2 separate regions of the Homo sapiens genome follow, and region 2 is linked to region 1. Evidence: read pairs that join two places in POLR2A ChIA-PET (ENCODE). Cell type or tissue: Panc1. All regions are shown on one strand. Links, peaks and the distances in the headings refer to the core of each region. The heading gives the core; the rest is flanking DNA.

The links. Peaks named below come from ENCODE experiments on the same cell type or tissue, not always from the same donor. Only the 100,000 strongest peaks of a DNase experiment are listed, where the experiment ranks them.
Region 2: POLR2A ChIA-PET joins it to region 1 with 7 read pairs; 2 of 35 experiments call an interaction of 5 or more read pairs at or near these places.

Annotation. Positions count from the first base shown.
Region 1 is chr10:33,064,461-33,072,600 of GRCh38, forward strand. The region is part of intron 2 of ITGB1-DT (ITGB1 divergent transcript); the gene reads left to right. Among named protein-coding and RNA genes, the nearest start is that of IATPR, 48 kb to the right of the region's middle. In Panc1, for the core only: no CTCF peak of the experiment used is centred there; no DNase peak of the experiment used is centred there; H3K27ac peaks cover 490 bases.
Region 2 is chr10:33,965,217-33,973,356 of GRCh38, forward strand. No RefSeq gene overlaps it. Among named protein-coding and RNA genes, the nearest start is that of LINC02629, 65 kb to the left of the region's middle. In Panc1, for the core only: no CTCF peak of the experiment used is centred there; no DNase peak of the experiment used is centred there.

The sequences.
Region 1 (8,140 bases), core at 3,585-6,084:
ACCTCTTTTCCTTTATAAATTACTCAGTCTCTGGTATGTCTTTGTCAGCAGCCTGAAAATGAACTAATACACAAGGGCTTGTTAGAGTCATAGACCAGTGGCCCACCTATAAGCTGCAATAGCATTTTATGTGTAAGGCATAGTACTTGGTACTATGGGGTTGATGAGGTTAAGAGGCAGGCTCTGCTCTGGAGGAGCCTGCAGTCCATCTGGAGTTGGGGGGGTGCTGCCCATCCCTGGAAAGATAATCATACATTCTGAAACCAAAATACCCCTCAAAGTTTACAAACTATCAGGCCTGTAAGAGTTGAGTTGAGGACAGAGGGCTCAGGAAAGCCTTCGTGGAAGAAGTAGCCATTGGGCTGGATTTTGAAAGGACAAACCAGATAACTAGGAGATAACTTGGGCTGATAACTGGGAGAACTCTGAGTGCTCTTTTCTTCATGTGATTTGCCTACCATTGTTTACTGGTACATAGCACAGTGTTGCAAAACAAGCCCAGAATCAATCTTTTTCCCCTAAAACCATAAATAGTTGTGCTTTGCATGTCTTTGTATATGACTTTTTTTTTTAAAGATACATAATCTTGAAGTAAGATAGGTCAGAATTCAAACCACAAATCCAAGCTCTGCTATTTCCTACCACTGTGGACAGGGCAGTAAATGTCCCTGAGCCTTGGATTCTCCATTTATAAAATAGGGTAATACTGATCTCAATATCTTGTTAAATTACATTTAGCCTAAAGCTGCCTCTTTACATATTTTAAGTCTGGCCTCAAGGTTTCTCTGTACATAGTGAACTGTAACCTAACTGGATGTGTAAACATTCTGTAACCTATTCATGTTTTGGTCAATCAGACATGGCCAACTGTTCAAACTGTGTCCAAATAAGGCAACTGTCAAGTTGTAACCACTCCGGTTGGTTCTGTACCTCACTTACATTTTCTGTCCTTCACTTTCCTTTTTCTATACATAAATCTTCTTCCACCACATGGCTGCTTTGGAGCCTCTCTGAGCCTACTCTGGTTTGGAGCTGCCTGGTTCATTAATTGTTTTTTGCTCAATTAAACTCTTGTTAAATTAATTTGTCTAAGGTTTTTCTTTTAACAATGCTTTTATAGAGATTAAAATGAAAAAATATGTAAGGTGCCTAACTCAGTCTGAAAATTATAGTCTGTTTGATTAAGTAGCTATAACAAAGACTCCCAAAGCTACAGCATTTAAGAAATAGAGGACCAGACATGGTGGCTCACACCTGTAATCCCAGCACTTCGGGAGGCCGAGGCAGGTGGATCACCTGAGGTCAGGAGTTCGAGACTAGCCTGGCCAACATGGTGAAACCCCGTCTCTACTAAAAATACAAAAATTAGCCGGGCATGGTGGCACATGCCTGTAATCCCATCTACTTGGGAGGCTAAGGCAGGAGAATCACTTGAACCCGGGAGTCGGAGGTTGCAGTGAGCCGAGATCGTGCCATTGCACTCCAGCCTGGGCAAGAAGAACAAAACTCCATCTCAAAAAAAAAAAAAAAAATAGAGATGTTCATTTTTGTCTCATGTTAATAACAATGATTTGAGTTGGTGGGGTATCTCACTTTATTAAGTTTATCAGGGACCATGATCCTTTCATCTTGTTCTTCTGTCGTTTCCTAGGGAAGAGATATACAAATGATGGCTCCCAGATTGTTTTTGCAAATAAAGTTTTATTGGCACCCAGCCACACTCATTTGTTAACATACTGTCTACAGTTGCTTTAACAGGTAGAGTTGAGTAGTTGCAACAAACCAAATGGACCCCAAAGCCAAAAGTATTTACTATCTGCAACTTTTATTATTTATTATTTTTTATTTTTTGAGACAGGGTCTTGCTCTGTGGCCCAGGCTGGAGTGCAGTTGCATGATCTCGGCTCACTGCAACCTCTGCCTCCCAGGTTCAAGTCATTCTCCCACCTCAGCCTCCCAGGTAGCTGGGACTACCGGTACGTGTCACCACGTCTGGCTAATTTTTGTATTTTCAGTAGAGACAGGGTTTCACCATGTTGGCCAGGCTGGTCTCAAACACCCAACCACAGGTGATCCGCCCACCTCGGCCTCCTAAAGTGCTGTGATTACAGGCGTGAGCCACCACACCCAGCCACTTTCTACATCTTTAGTAGAGTTTGCTGGCCGAGGCTTTGTTATGGGTTAGTCCGTGTTTCAGCTCACTAGGAAGAAGGGCAGCAATTTCCTTTCAGGGTGGAAGTTGCATACATGACATCAGCTCACCCTTCATTGATGAGAACTTAGTCACGTGGTCATACTCAGCTGCCAGGTAGCCAGGATATGCAGTGTGGCCTTGGGCAGTGATATGCCCAGCTCTAATCATATCACTTTGAAAGATGGGAAGAATTAATTCTGGTACAAACCAACAGTGTCTGCCACATTTGTCCTCAGTATGAGCTCCCTTTCCCTTTCCCAAGTGTCAGACTACCCAAAAAATCCACAGTTCTCGTTCCTTCACTGCAGTGCCCTCTAGCTTCTGCTCCTGGCTTTCTTGAGTGTCTCTGTTGTTGCTTCTTATCTCTAATGTCACCCAGTTCTCATTTAATCTTAGCAAGTCCGGTTGACCTTTTAGAAAAACAGCCCTATGATTTATGACAGGGTTTTTCAACGCTGGCGCTTGACATGAAATTCTTTGTTTTAGGAGCTGTCTTGGGCAATGTAGAATGTTGAGTCACATCCCTGCCTTCGGCCCAGTGGATTCCAGTAGCATCTCCCTGTTGTGATGACCAAAAATGCCTCCAGACATTACCAAGTGTCCTTGGGGGGACAAAATTGCCTGTGGTTGAGAATCACTGACTTACAGGTGGATGGGATCTCTACCTTTTGTCCCACCATGTTTTTAATGGTCACCAACATTTTGGTTCAAAGAGAATTCCTCCTTTATAATGATAAATCTCTCTTGGTTTTACAAAGCAATGCTATTTGACTAAATTTAACTTCTTAGGTATTGAGTCTGTATTTGTAGATGTGAAGCTTTTTAACTCTGAGGAGCTCTAGGTAATTATTTCACCCAAATAATCCTATGAACACTAGAATCTATTCTAAAATATCAGATCTAGGCTATGGATCAGGGGAGACTTTGAGGCAGAGAGAAGAGAAGCTGTTTAATTTAGGAGGCAAAAAGTGGGGGCAGGAGGAAGAGAAGCTCATTGAGAAATAGTAAAAAAAGGACTTACTGGAATGTTGTATTCATGGGCAAGAAAATGCCGATTCATTTTACAGTGTGCTACATGATATTCCAGACCTCGAACTTCAGGATGCATTAAAATCACTTGGCACTCTTGTTCAAATGTGTTTAACCCACCTCCAGAGATTCTAGTTCAGTTGATCTGGTGGCAGGAGGTAGTGGGTGGGGTGGGCAGAAATGGAAATTCTGATGCCATTGATCCAATTTTAAAAAATGACTGTTTTAGACTAACTTTTCAGAAACGTTTAAAAATGTTTCTATGTTCATTTAAATAATAGCTGTCAATTGTGATTGAGGAATCACACCAGCATGAGTAGTTTATTTTGTCATTTAGCCCAGGTTCTAATTCATGGCATCTATGCCAAGTGAGGAACAAAGTGGGCTTTGTTAATTGCCTGCCAATACCTTGTTTCCCAGCACAGAACTCTCTAGAAGCTGGATTGCACCATGTGCTTTAGGCTGGAGCTAATGTTTGGCCTTTTATTTCCTCTTCTCTGGATTTCTGCCTATTTTATCTCTTGTCCTTCCCTCCAAAATAAATGATAGGCAGGGCCCTGCTACCGTAGCACCAGGCAAAGTCTATTGGTTACACCCTCCAGTGACCTAGGAAAGGGAGCAGGACAGAGAGGGACCATTTTGGTTGTAAAGATAAAAATTGGAACCAAAGGCAACAAGCCTCAAGTAGTTAATGAGGAACCTTAAAATGATGAGAAAAAGAGATTTTTGAAAGTTAAATTAGTGACTCTAATGAATTCACTTTAGCATGTGATGCCTAATCTCATTCTTGCCTGGTATCAATGACCAGCACCCACCAGTCAAGGCTCCTTTGCCCATGGCGAGGGCAGTTGTTTGGGCCAGCCAGAATCCCCTTGACACCAGAGAGGAGAGGCCAGGCCTCCTGTCCTGAGGTGGAAGCCAGTCCTGTTCTTCCTGTTGCATGGGCAGTTGGAATCCAGAGTGCACAAGAGAAGATAAAAGTCGTGCTTTGCAAGGGAACTGATCTTTAACACAGCAACCTTGGCTGATGAGGCTTAGGTTTTCACAAAGGAGATCCACCTACTCCTCAGAGTTGGTGCAAGCAGGAGGGCAGAAAAAGAATCTAAAATGTGGACAGGGCTGGGAGTGGTGGCTCACACCTGTAATCCCAGCACTTTGGGAGGCCGAGTCAGGCAGATCAATTAAGCCCAGCAGTTCGATACTAGCCTGGCCAACATGGTGAAACCCCGTCTCTACAAAAAATACAACAATTAGCCAGGCGTGGTGGCAGGCACCTGTAATTCCAGCTATTTGGGAGGCTCAGGCATGAGAATTGCCTGAACCAAGGAAGTGGAGGTCGCAGTGGGCCAAGATCATACCACTGCACTCCAGCCTGGGCAACAGAGTGAGAACCTGTCTCAAAAATAAATAAAATAAAATGAAATGTGAACAGGAGTTGGCTCCTGTAGAGACCAAGTCCGAAATCAGATGCAGGGGAATAAGAACCTGACCTTCAACTCTTTCTCCTGCTTTTACGACTTTTCTCCCTTTCTCCTTCTTTTTCCTTCCTTCCTCCATCTCTTCTGTTTTTTTTTTTTTTCCTTTTAAAGACCAAAGACAAATTTTTCATATAGACCAACCTTAAGACAAGCTCAAGGAAGTAGCATTGTTCACACCTCTCCTTTTCTTCTTGTTCTGATATGGCCCCAATCTAGCTTGGGTTCAGTGTTGCCCCCTCATTTTGATACTCACACACTGTTTCTCTATCTCTCTCCCTTCTTTCCTTCCTTCCTTCCTTCCTTCCTTCCTTCCTTCCTTCCTTCCTTCCTCCCTCCCTCCCTCCCTCCCTAGCTCCTTCCTTCCTCTCTCTCCTTCTCTCTTTCTTTCTCTCACCCTCTTTCTCTTTATCTCTCTCTCTTTCTCTTTCTTTCTTGATAGGATCTTGCTATGTTGCCCAGGCTGGTCTCGAACCCCTGGCCTCAAGTGATCCTCCTGCTTCAGCCTCCCAAAGCATTGGGATTACAGGCATAAGTCACCATGCCTGACTCTTACACACTCTGATAACAGCAACTGTTACTGAGCTGAGCACATAGTAGGAGCCTTGTAAAAGCACAGAGTCAGTCAAATGCATATAGGCTGTCTCAAGTTGAAGCAGCTGTGTCCCAGAGGATTACTCAATGCTAAATTTCTTCTGTCCTATGTTACATTCTCTCTTGCTCCCACTTGCTTTGATCACCCACCCATCCTCAGAGATGTGTGTCCACCTGACCTGCCTGGCTCTGGCATTTTTATGAGGTGGTTGTGTTCTGATGGTGATCATGGCCCTGGTTCTAACTCTGCCTCATCCTCCCCATAGTGAGCAAGCTTTTCCCTCCCACCCTGCCCTCATAGCCTCTGTATTTGCGTTGATGTGCTTATCTCTGGGCTGAGAGCTGATTTGGTCTTCCCTGGCTACAGGGCTGAAGTAGGGCTGGTTGATACAGAGGTGCTCGGTCTGTCCTTAAGACCAGGGATGGTGTGTTAGTTTCCTTGGACTGCCATAACAAAGAACCACGAACTGAGCAGCTTCAACAACAGACATTCATTGTCTGAAAGTTCTGGAGGCTCCAAGTCCAAGATCAAGCTGTTGCAGGATTGTGGGCTCTGAGGTAGAATCTATTCTCGGCTAATTTCGTGGCTTCTGGCACTTTGCTGGCGATCTTTGGGATTCCTTTTCTTATAGAAGCATCACCCCAGTCTCTGCCTTCATATTCACATGGCCTTCTCCCTGGGTGCATGTCTGTGTCCAAATTTCCCCTTTTGATAAGGACACTAATCATGTGGGATGAGGGGCGTGTCCTACTCATGTGTGATTTCATCTTAACTAATTACATCTGCAATAACCTTATTTCCAAATAAGGTCACATTCCAAGGTACTGGGGGTTAAAACCTCCACATCTTCTTGGGGGACCCTTAAGAGATGGTGACTTTTCTGTCGCCATCTTTCACATCTGTCACTTGCATCTATTAACCTCTTTCCTGGGGCTGAGACTAGAGTGAAACAAATGAGAACTCATGGGGAACAATAAATTTAAGGGGACATAAAGTAGCTCAGCAGTCAAGATAAATTATATTTTAAATGAAGTGGGTTTTTAAATATATATATATTGTGTCTTTTTTTGGTCAGTTTTTTAGTGTTTTTAATTTTTTTTTTTATTTTTGAAGCAGAGCCTCACTTTGTTGCTCAGGCTGGAATGGAGTGGTACAATCATGGCTCACTGCAGCCTCCATCTCCCAGACTCAAGGGATCCTCCAGAGCCTCAGAGTCCAGATTAGCTGGGACTACAGGCATACATATGCCTGGCTAATTTATATATGTTTTTTGTATAGATGGGGTCTCTCTGTATTGCCCAGGCCTCAATCAGTTCACCCACCTTGGCTTCACAAAGTGTTGGAATGACAGTCATGAGCCACTGCACCCAGCTGTGAAATGTTTTTAAATGTAAAAGTCAATGGGAAAAAATCCATGATGAACAAAATATTAACGTCATAAAGAAAGGCAGGATCTGCCCTCACGCTTGCACGGTGGAGCCTCTCTCATCTCATCCCGTCTTTGCCTGCCCCAACATTGGCTTAATGGGGACTGAGCAAACCAAGGCCCACCCCGCCCCCTGTAGCTGGGACCCTTACCTCTTGTTACCCTTGACTATAGTTTCTTTAACTTCAGAACACAACCAAAGATGCTTTGTTGGATTTTGGAATTCAGAAGGCTTGTTTAACACTAGGTTTGAACCTTATTAATTTCCTACTTCAGTGATTCTCTGCCAAGTCTTTTATACTCCTCTCAAGCTCTGTGTTTGATTAGAATACTTTCATTCCTTGAACTCAGACACTTCTTGGAGGGGGATCTTGCTGATTAGTTTGATGTCATGTGGCCCTGTCAACATTCCTTCATCTTTGCTGTTTTTTTTTTTTTTTTTTTTTTTTTAAATACCAAATGAAGGTGCACTTAGGTACGGAACTCTCTCTCTGGGTGGTGCTCCTTCCCTGGTCTCCTGTAGGGTTGGACCGGAACGCTCTCGGTGTTCACTTCTAGGGTCAGAACACATCTGGAGCAGGATTATGAAGCAGCATTTCCCCTGCAATCTGTCAAACTCGCCAACAACTAGAGAAATCACCCTGATTCCTGAGAGAGATTACCAGGAAGCCTTTTTCAGGGGCAGACGGGGTTATTTTGCCAGTGTAGCAGAAAAAAGGTAAATAACAGGTGTAAACCAAAAATAAAATTCTAAGCCTCCAGAATGACTAAATGGATCTCCCTCTTGGCCGAGGCATTCCAAAGTAAACCTGAAAAACTAGTTCAAGCTGTGATGGGAAGAGGGGCTTGTTGGATAGACCTCCTTATGCCCTCCTCCCTTTGGAATTCAGGCTCAACTGACCAGGGTTAACATTAAAACAGAGATCTTAGGACTGACAAAGCAGACTCTTTGTAGTGGGAAGACACCAAATTCCAACCTGACTCTAGTATAGCATCATAGGACAGATGGCAGGCCCTGAAAGACACTGAAGTATTTTACTCCAAAATAGATTTCTTTGACATCTTTTTAAATGGCCCTGAAAAACTGTCTTTTGTGAGGAAATCTACATTCTGTAGAGAATCCTCTTCCCTTTCTAGGTCTTTACCTCATCTGGGAGATATTTAACTAAGGGTTCGGCAAGTTTTTAGGTCTGATAAAAGACATTTGTTCTCTATTCTCTCTACAGCCTAGAGGCTTCATTTGCATAATGAAATCCCTGGTCTTCACAACCCCTTATCTTAACCTAGAAGACTTTCCTTTCTGTTGATTCCAGGTCTTTGGATAATAACTTAACGCTTTCAACTGATTGGCAATCAGAACATTTTTGAATCCACTATGACCTGGAAGCCATACCCACTCTCCCAGCCTGTCCCCCACAACT
Region 2 (8,140 bases), core at 2,223-4,722, 900 kb after region 1:
AAAAGCAGAGTTTTACTAAAATAACAACAAAAAGCTTTGCCTTTAACTTGACTTGAACAGAGCATCAGTGTTTGTTTCATTACAGTAGTGCTTCCTAATGTGGACCATGTAATAGATATAATAAATGAAACACTATCTGATGATAACCAGGACACTCATTTAAACGACCAGTGGCTTGGCAATATTGCTGCAAATGAGCATCCTGTAAAGATGGCGCCCTGCCCCAGCTGCACATGAATGTAGACACAAAGCTCTGAGATGCAATAAACTAGAGCCAAATACTGAGCATTCTCACAGAGGCAAGAATTACATTTGTACCTCAATTCTCACCGTATCGCCTCCTTGCCCCTTGGCCTCCTGTAAATGCCTGGACCTTTCCTGAACTTCAAAAGAAGTTAGAACCTGCTCATCTGCTGCAAAAGAGAACTCAAGGATAACTACTCCATGCCAAGAAAACAGATGGTCTAATTTCCTGGAAGAAAGGATGGAAGGAAAGGGTTCAAAGGGTGATCGATTTATTTTTAGAGGAAAAAGGTATTGAACAGGGGAGTGAGTTGACTAAATTGTTTTAAATAATAATTTTAAAAGACAGGTGTGCTAGACCAGGTGTACTATTTCCTGAAACCAGATCACATAAAAAAAAGATCTTAAAAAGGAAGTGTGTGTCAATGTGTCATCCCCTTGATGTTGGAAGCAATAAGGTTAACCATTCGCCCCACCACCCTGTTTTCACCACCTGTCTCTAGGTCCTACTGCTACAGCCAGGCAGGATGCATGATGCCTCTCTCCATTGGTCGATACCTTTCCACTCTGACCCAGTAAGGGATTTATTCATCCACTCAAAGGTGCTTTCAAATCTCCCCTATACCAAAGCATAATGTAAAACCACAGAAGTTGTGGGCATATACCTAGAGAATGCTCACAGAGAACGTGAAAGCCACAGGACCTAGCAAATAAGGAAGTTGTTCCTAGGCCATAGTCACTGATGGCAGGGGACATATAGAGTGCACAGGGAAACAAAGCCTCCCTGAGTGCCTTTTTGCAGATTCGGTCCTTAGTGTGAACTAGGAGCAGGAGCAGAAGTGGAGGATGAGGATTTCCCCCAACTGCTTTTCAGGGCCTGGCTCTATGGACTCAAAGGACACATGCCAGGGCCAAGGGCAGAATTGCGCAAGACCCACAGAAGAACAAAGAAGTGGTCTCATAGAAGGAGAAATACGGCCCAGATTCTAACAGAACCTGTTCTCCTACCCAAACTAAACTCAGCATTCTCACCAATTCCAACTAAGAAGAAATTGAATCAATCTTTCTTTCTTTCTTTCTTTCCTTTTCTTTCTTTCTTTCTTTCCTTTTCTTTCTTTCTTTCTTCCTTCTTTCTTTCTTCCTTCCTTCCTTCCTTCCTTCCTTCCTTCCTTCCTTCCTTCCTTTCTTCCTTTCTTTCTTCTTTCTTTCTTTTGCCAAACTCCTGATAAATGGTGCTACCAGGATTGGAACGCAGATAAATTCATTTGTTGCCTAGATGACATTTTAACCATATGGAAACTACATGCAATTCTCATTGCATTCCTGGGTTCCATCCTTTGTTCATTGCTGTCTGCAGTTAAGGTGGCTCCCTTATTTGTGGGGGTTGATTCTCACTATCAAAGCTCTACGACCCCCATAGGGAGAGCAGGTGGGTAGCCCTGCTGATGAACAGCCCAAGTTGAGCTCAATCTGCATGCCCCATGCCTCACATCCAGGCACATGGGAAATGTGCACTGTTGATAACTAGATTACACTTTTACTGCATTCCTAAACATGGCCTGAGTTCATGGCCTTTCAGCCATGGCTGTGACCCCACAAGGGCCTGAAGTCCTTTCCTATGACTATCACCTTCCAAGCACAGCCCTTCTTAGAGAAAGACCTCACTGGAGACAGGAACCATGACTTACTCATCTTCGTAGTTCACACCCTTTGCCCAAGTCACTCCCCCAGTTCCCAGAAGAGTGGCTTTTACATAACCCGCACTCGATAAATATTTATTGAAGTCAATCTGCTGTAGCCGTCTTCATGCTAGCTCTTTGATGGTGCTGAACATCCATGCCAGTCATCTTGAGAATAACAAAGACTGCTTTCCTAAGGAGAAAGCATATATTCCAATGACACTTGTGAGCTCTTTCTGATTACAAAAGTAATGCATATTCATTATAGAAATTTGGAAAATTCAGAAAAGCATAAATAAAAAATACAATAATTAATAATCCCATCATCTACAAGAGAACTGCCGTTAACTTTTTGCTGCTTATTCTTCCTGGTTTCTATGTGTTCTTTTACATATGTAAATTATAAAATTGGGATCACAGTGATTACTATTGTTAATCTTTTTAAGCATAACTGATTAGCTTTGTCATACGTGCCCTTAAATATTCTTGAAGAACATGATTTCTAATGGTTGCAATGTGTTCCACCATATGGATGTTCTAGTATTCTGTAATTTAACCAATTTCCTTTGTTGGGCATTTTGGTTATTTTCAATTTTCTACTGTTATAAATAAGGATTCAGTGAACATCCTAGTCCATAAATCTTTGCACCAGTTTTAATTATTTCCATACGTGAAATTCCTAGAAATGGAATTGTGCAAAGACTAAAAAGCAAGACTATTTTGAAGATGAAAAATGGTTTGGTATGCAGGCCAGAATCTAACTTTATCTATGTGAGGAGATAAAAACCAGATAATGATCTGTTGGCTCCAAGGCATAACCTTTCGAAATCTGACTTTCAGTTCATGGACCTGTCATCTGCCCGGTCTAGGAAAAGACCATCCTCTGTTGAGAGTCAATGCCTCATGAAGAACAGAGACTTGGGCCATGTGCAGTGGCTCACACCTGTAATCTCAGCAGTTTGGGAGGCCGAGGTGGGAGGATCACCTGAGGTCAGGAGTTCAAGACCAGCCTGGGCAACATGGCAAAAACCCATCTCTAGTAAAAATACAAAAATTAGCTGGGTGTGGTGGCGCACATCTGTAGTCTCAGCTACTTGGGAGGCTGAGGCATGAGATTCACTTGAACCCAGGAGGCAGAGGCTGCAGTGAGCTGTGATTGTGCCACTGCCCTCCAACCTGGGTGAAAGAGTGAGACTCTGTCTCAAAAAAAAAAAAAAAATAGAACAGAGACTTTGCTCTAAAGTCTTACAGGCTTGTGTTCTAATCCTGATATGTCCACTTAATAGCCATGTGCCCTGAGCTAATGTATTAAGCCCTACTATCTACAAATACAAAATTGAAAGTAAGACTATTGTGTAGAGAATGGTAACTACCCAAAATTAGTTCTGCCCTTCTTCCTTACTACCATATAGGAAGGTACTGTACCTAGTCAATTTATGACAAAGTTTGTTTCCCATGCAACTAGATGTGGCCTTCTGTATCAGAACTTAATCATAAGATGTCAGGAAAAATTGTTATGGAACTTCTAGAAAGACTTAAAAGCAGGGATAGTTGGAGAAAACCCCTTTTGTACTCCCTCCTGACATGGTTTGGACCTGTCAAACCATGGTGTCCCCACCAAATCTCATGTCAAAGTGGAATCCCCAGTGTTGGAAGTGGGGCCTGGTGGGAGGTGATTGGATCATGGGTCGGGTTTCTCATGAATGGTATAGCACCAACCACCTTGGTACTGCCCTCACGATTAGTGAGCGAGTTCTCATGAGATCTGTCCATTTCAAAGTGTGTGGCACCTCCCCCCTCACTCTCTCTTGCTCCTGCTTTCTCCATATGAATTTCCAGCTCCCACTTTGCCTTCCATCATGAGTAAAAGTTCCCTGAGGCACCCCCAGAAGCAGGTGCCACCATGCTTCCTATACAGCCTGCAGAACCATGAGCCAACCTCTTTTCTTTTACATTACCCAGTCTCAGGTATTTCTTTATACCAATGTGAGAATGGCTTAATACATCTCCTTCCTGATGCTTGGAATGCAGATGTGATGGCTGGAGCTCCAGCAGTCATTTTGGGATCTTGAAATGAAGTCATACTCTGAAAATATCGGTAAAGAAAAGCTGGTGCCTGGGACCCTTGTGATAGCATGGAACTGTCACATCTGCATGGGACTGACTCATTCACACTGCTTTAGCTGACAGTGTAGTGAAGCCAGCATTGTTTTGAGTTTTCCCTTATAGGCAGTCAAACCTAATCCTAACTGATGAGAATACACATACATACATAGTCATTGTGGGGATAAAACAATCTATTAATATGCCTGGCACATAGCAGGTTAGCAGTACAGGTTGTGTCTTTTTTTACATAATTGTATCCTTTTTTACTACCAGAGCAGGTCAACCTTCTGCTAATTCTCTCTCTCTTTTCCTGCAATATGAAGCCACAAAGGACCTCCTTCTCTGATGTCCAGTTGAGGATTTCTTCCTGATAATCTCAGCAGTTTATCTTCTGACATAAATTTCTCCTTCTCTCACTACTTTCTGCTTCCACCTTGAAACCTGGGTTTTCATTGATTTCCTAAGATTTCTGGACTCACACACCTCTTAGGGACACCAAAACCAAATCTGAGTTTTTTCAGTAATGAACTTAAAAATTTACTCCTAACATTTATCATCAATACATAATCATTAATCACACATTACTCCCAATAGCTATTACATACTCAGACATATTTGTGCCTGAAGTTCTAATTTACAGCTTGGATTACCTCACTGACCAGATCTGGCAGATTTCCTGGACTTCAGTGAAAAAAAAAAACAAAAAAAAAACCTTTATTGTCAATTTAGAAATAAGAAAAATACCAATTGCTCCTTCTGAAGTACTGAAGACATGTCACTCAGATATATCTCTGTACTACTTTCTCTTAGTGGACTGAGAATCTGTAACCAGGGCAGATTCTAATTCTTGAATGCTTGAAATTAAATTAATTTAACCAGTCACAAAATAATTAGACTCAATTTGATCAGTTGTTAAATAAAAAGCAAAGCTATTATTTGAATTCAAAAAGTGCCTTCAAATTTGTTTGCAAATACGCATGCAATTATAAATGAGACAAAATTACATTTAACAGTAAAAAATTGGAAACAATTTAAATGTGACAGAGGGTACACACATTATGTTGCAAACATACATATATCAGTTATAAAAGTAACATTTATAAAATAGATAATAACAATAACATGTGTTTTATTATTATTATTATTATTTTGGAGATGGAATTTCGCTCTTGTCTCCCAGGCTGGAGAACAGTGGCATGATCCTGGCTCATTGCAACCTCCACCTCCTGGGTTGAAGCAATTTTCCTGCCTCAACCTCCCTAGTAGCTGGGATTGCAGGCGCCTGCCACCACACCTGGCTAATTTTTGTATTTTTAGTAGAGATGGGGTTTTACCACGTTGGCCAGGCTGATCTCGAACTCCTGACCTCAAGTGATCCACCCACCTCAGCTTTCCAAAGTGCTGGGATTACAGGTATGAGCCACCATGCCCAGCCAAGGAAAACATTTGTAATATTAGGAGAGTAAATTAAATAGATAGATGGCATAAACAGCATGACTATTCTGTCCTTTCTAGTCTTTGCTATCTGCTAATTTTTTCAGTGATTCCCACACATTCATGGAGCATTTTGGCACCTGAGTGAACACATTTCTCTCCACCCTACTTTTACTCAGTGTTCCCGGATGGGATAATTGTCCTAATGCAAGATGCATCTGCCAACATGGTCTATGGATGTCTGATTTTGGGAATTCCAGTGATACGCCTTTCTATGTAGCAACCTACTTCTAAAATCACTCTGGTTCTTACTAATCAGAATTTTTCTGTCTTATAAACCTTAAAATCCAGTATCCCATTTGCTAAGTGAGTTATTATTACAGTTCTCCTACATTCTTACACCCCATACACCATTCTTTAAACTTATTTCTACCGCCAGTCCCTTAATTACTCCCTTTTACTCCCTAACCAATTCCTTTCCTTCCTCACATTTTTTTCCCCCTTCAAGCAGTACACTCTGCATTCTCCATGCTCCTTTGGTTTTCTCTCGACCTCCTTCCCTCCTGTTCTGTGAAACATCACCCTTGCACTGACCCAAACACCAGAGTTCTCTGATTCTACTTTTGGGCTGCTGAAGAGATGGACCCAGCCACACACACTGGTATTGAGTCATGATTTCCAGTCTCAGCTGAGCCCAGTGCTCCCTGCTCACATTCTGAGATGTTCCAATTCCTAATTATTTCAGAAAAAAAAAAAAAAAAAAACCCACACCCTTCTATTCATCAATATTCTCCTTCCCGCTTCCTTGCTGACTGATCATAAGCAGGGTCCTTCTTCTGTCTCAAATTTATCCCTTATTTTTGAGGCCCTCATGTCCCATTCCCCAGGACGCTCCTCTGTCAATCACTAACCATTGTAGCTTCAATCTTTTTTGTCAGCCTCAGAACCACTCATTTGCTGTCATCTCAAAAAGGATGTGTTTGCCTCATGTCCATTCCAGCTGCCAGTCTTTGATTTTCCTTCCAGAGCCAAGCTACCTAAAATAATTACCAACACGTGGTCCCAGTTTTTAACCTCTTTTTCATTCATCAATGTCTCAAGTCCCACCTTTCCCCCCAAAACTGCTCTCCAAGATTACCAAGTGACCATTTTGTTGCTCAGCTCAATGGATAAACTTCAGTCTTCATTGCATTGACTATTCTGTAGACGTGGATATACTTTCTTTTGTTGGGTTGGGGTTTTTGTTTTTGTTTTGGGAAACAGCTTTATTGAGATACAATTTACATACCATAAATTAATCCATTCAAAGTGCCCAATTCAGTATTTGTTTTAGTATACTCAGAGTTATGCAGTCATCACCACAGTCAATTTTAGAACATTTTCATCACTCCCAAAAAAAGCCTAAACTCTTTAACATTCACCCTCATTCCCTTCATACCCCTCCCCAGCCCTAAGCAATTATGAATCTACTTTCTGTTGGTACAGTTTTACCTATTCATGTTTCATATAAATGGAATAATAAATCATACAATGTGTGTGTTTTCTGTGACTACTTTTTACTTAGCACAATGTTTTCAAGGTTCATCCATATTGTGCTAAAGCTCACCACTTCATTCTTTTTCATAGACAAATAACATTCTGTTGTATGAATATACCACATATTATTTATCCATTCATCAATTGGTCGATATTTGGATTATTTCCACCTTTTGGCTATTATGAATAATGCTGCTGTGAACATTTGTTGCAGAGATTTTTCTGTGGACATATGTTTTATTTTATGCTGAGTATATACCTAGTAGTGAAATTGCTGGGTCACATGGTAACTTGAAACTCAAACTTTTTAAAGAACTGCCAGACTATTTTCCAAAGGGGTTGCACTATTATGTGTTCTGACCAGAAGCATACGAGGTTTCCAATTTCTCCACATCCTCATCAACACTTGTTATTATCTGTCTTTTTTATTATAGCCAGGTGAGAATAACATAGTATCTCATAGTGGTTTTAATTTTCATTTTCCCGATGACTAATGATGTTGAACAACTTTTTAAATCTTTTTTAATTAATTTATGAGATCCTTTATGTATTTTTTATGTAGTTTATTGTCAAATAAATAATTTGCGAATTTTTCCTCCTATTCTATGGGTTCTAGTTTCACTTTCTCAATGGTGTCCTTTTAAGAACAAAAATGTTTGATTTTGATTAGTCTAATTTACCTATTTTCTCTTTTATTATTTGTGCTTTGGTATTATATCTAAAAAACACCATCTAATCTGAGGTTATCAAGATTTTCCTCTACTTTTTCTTATAAGAGTGTTATATTTATAAAACTATAGTTTTAGTTATAGTTATAACACCCTTATAAGTGTTATAGTTATAAAACAATAACACTCTCATAAGAAAAAGTAGGGGGAAATTTTCATGACCTCAAATTACATTGCTCTTACATTTAAGGCAATAATCCATTATGAGCTAAATTTTGTATATGGTGTGAGGGAAGGGTTGACCTTAATATTCTTGATACTTGAAACTCTGCTTTCTTGGCCTTCAAGATTAGATTTCCCTAGTTTTCACCCTGTCTCACTTTACAGCCATTTAGTTTCTATAAAAAGTGTTGTTTCTTCTCCAATGTCATTGGACCCTAGGTTTCTATTGTAATTATAGGTTCAATTTTAACT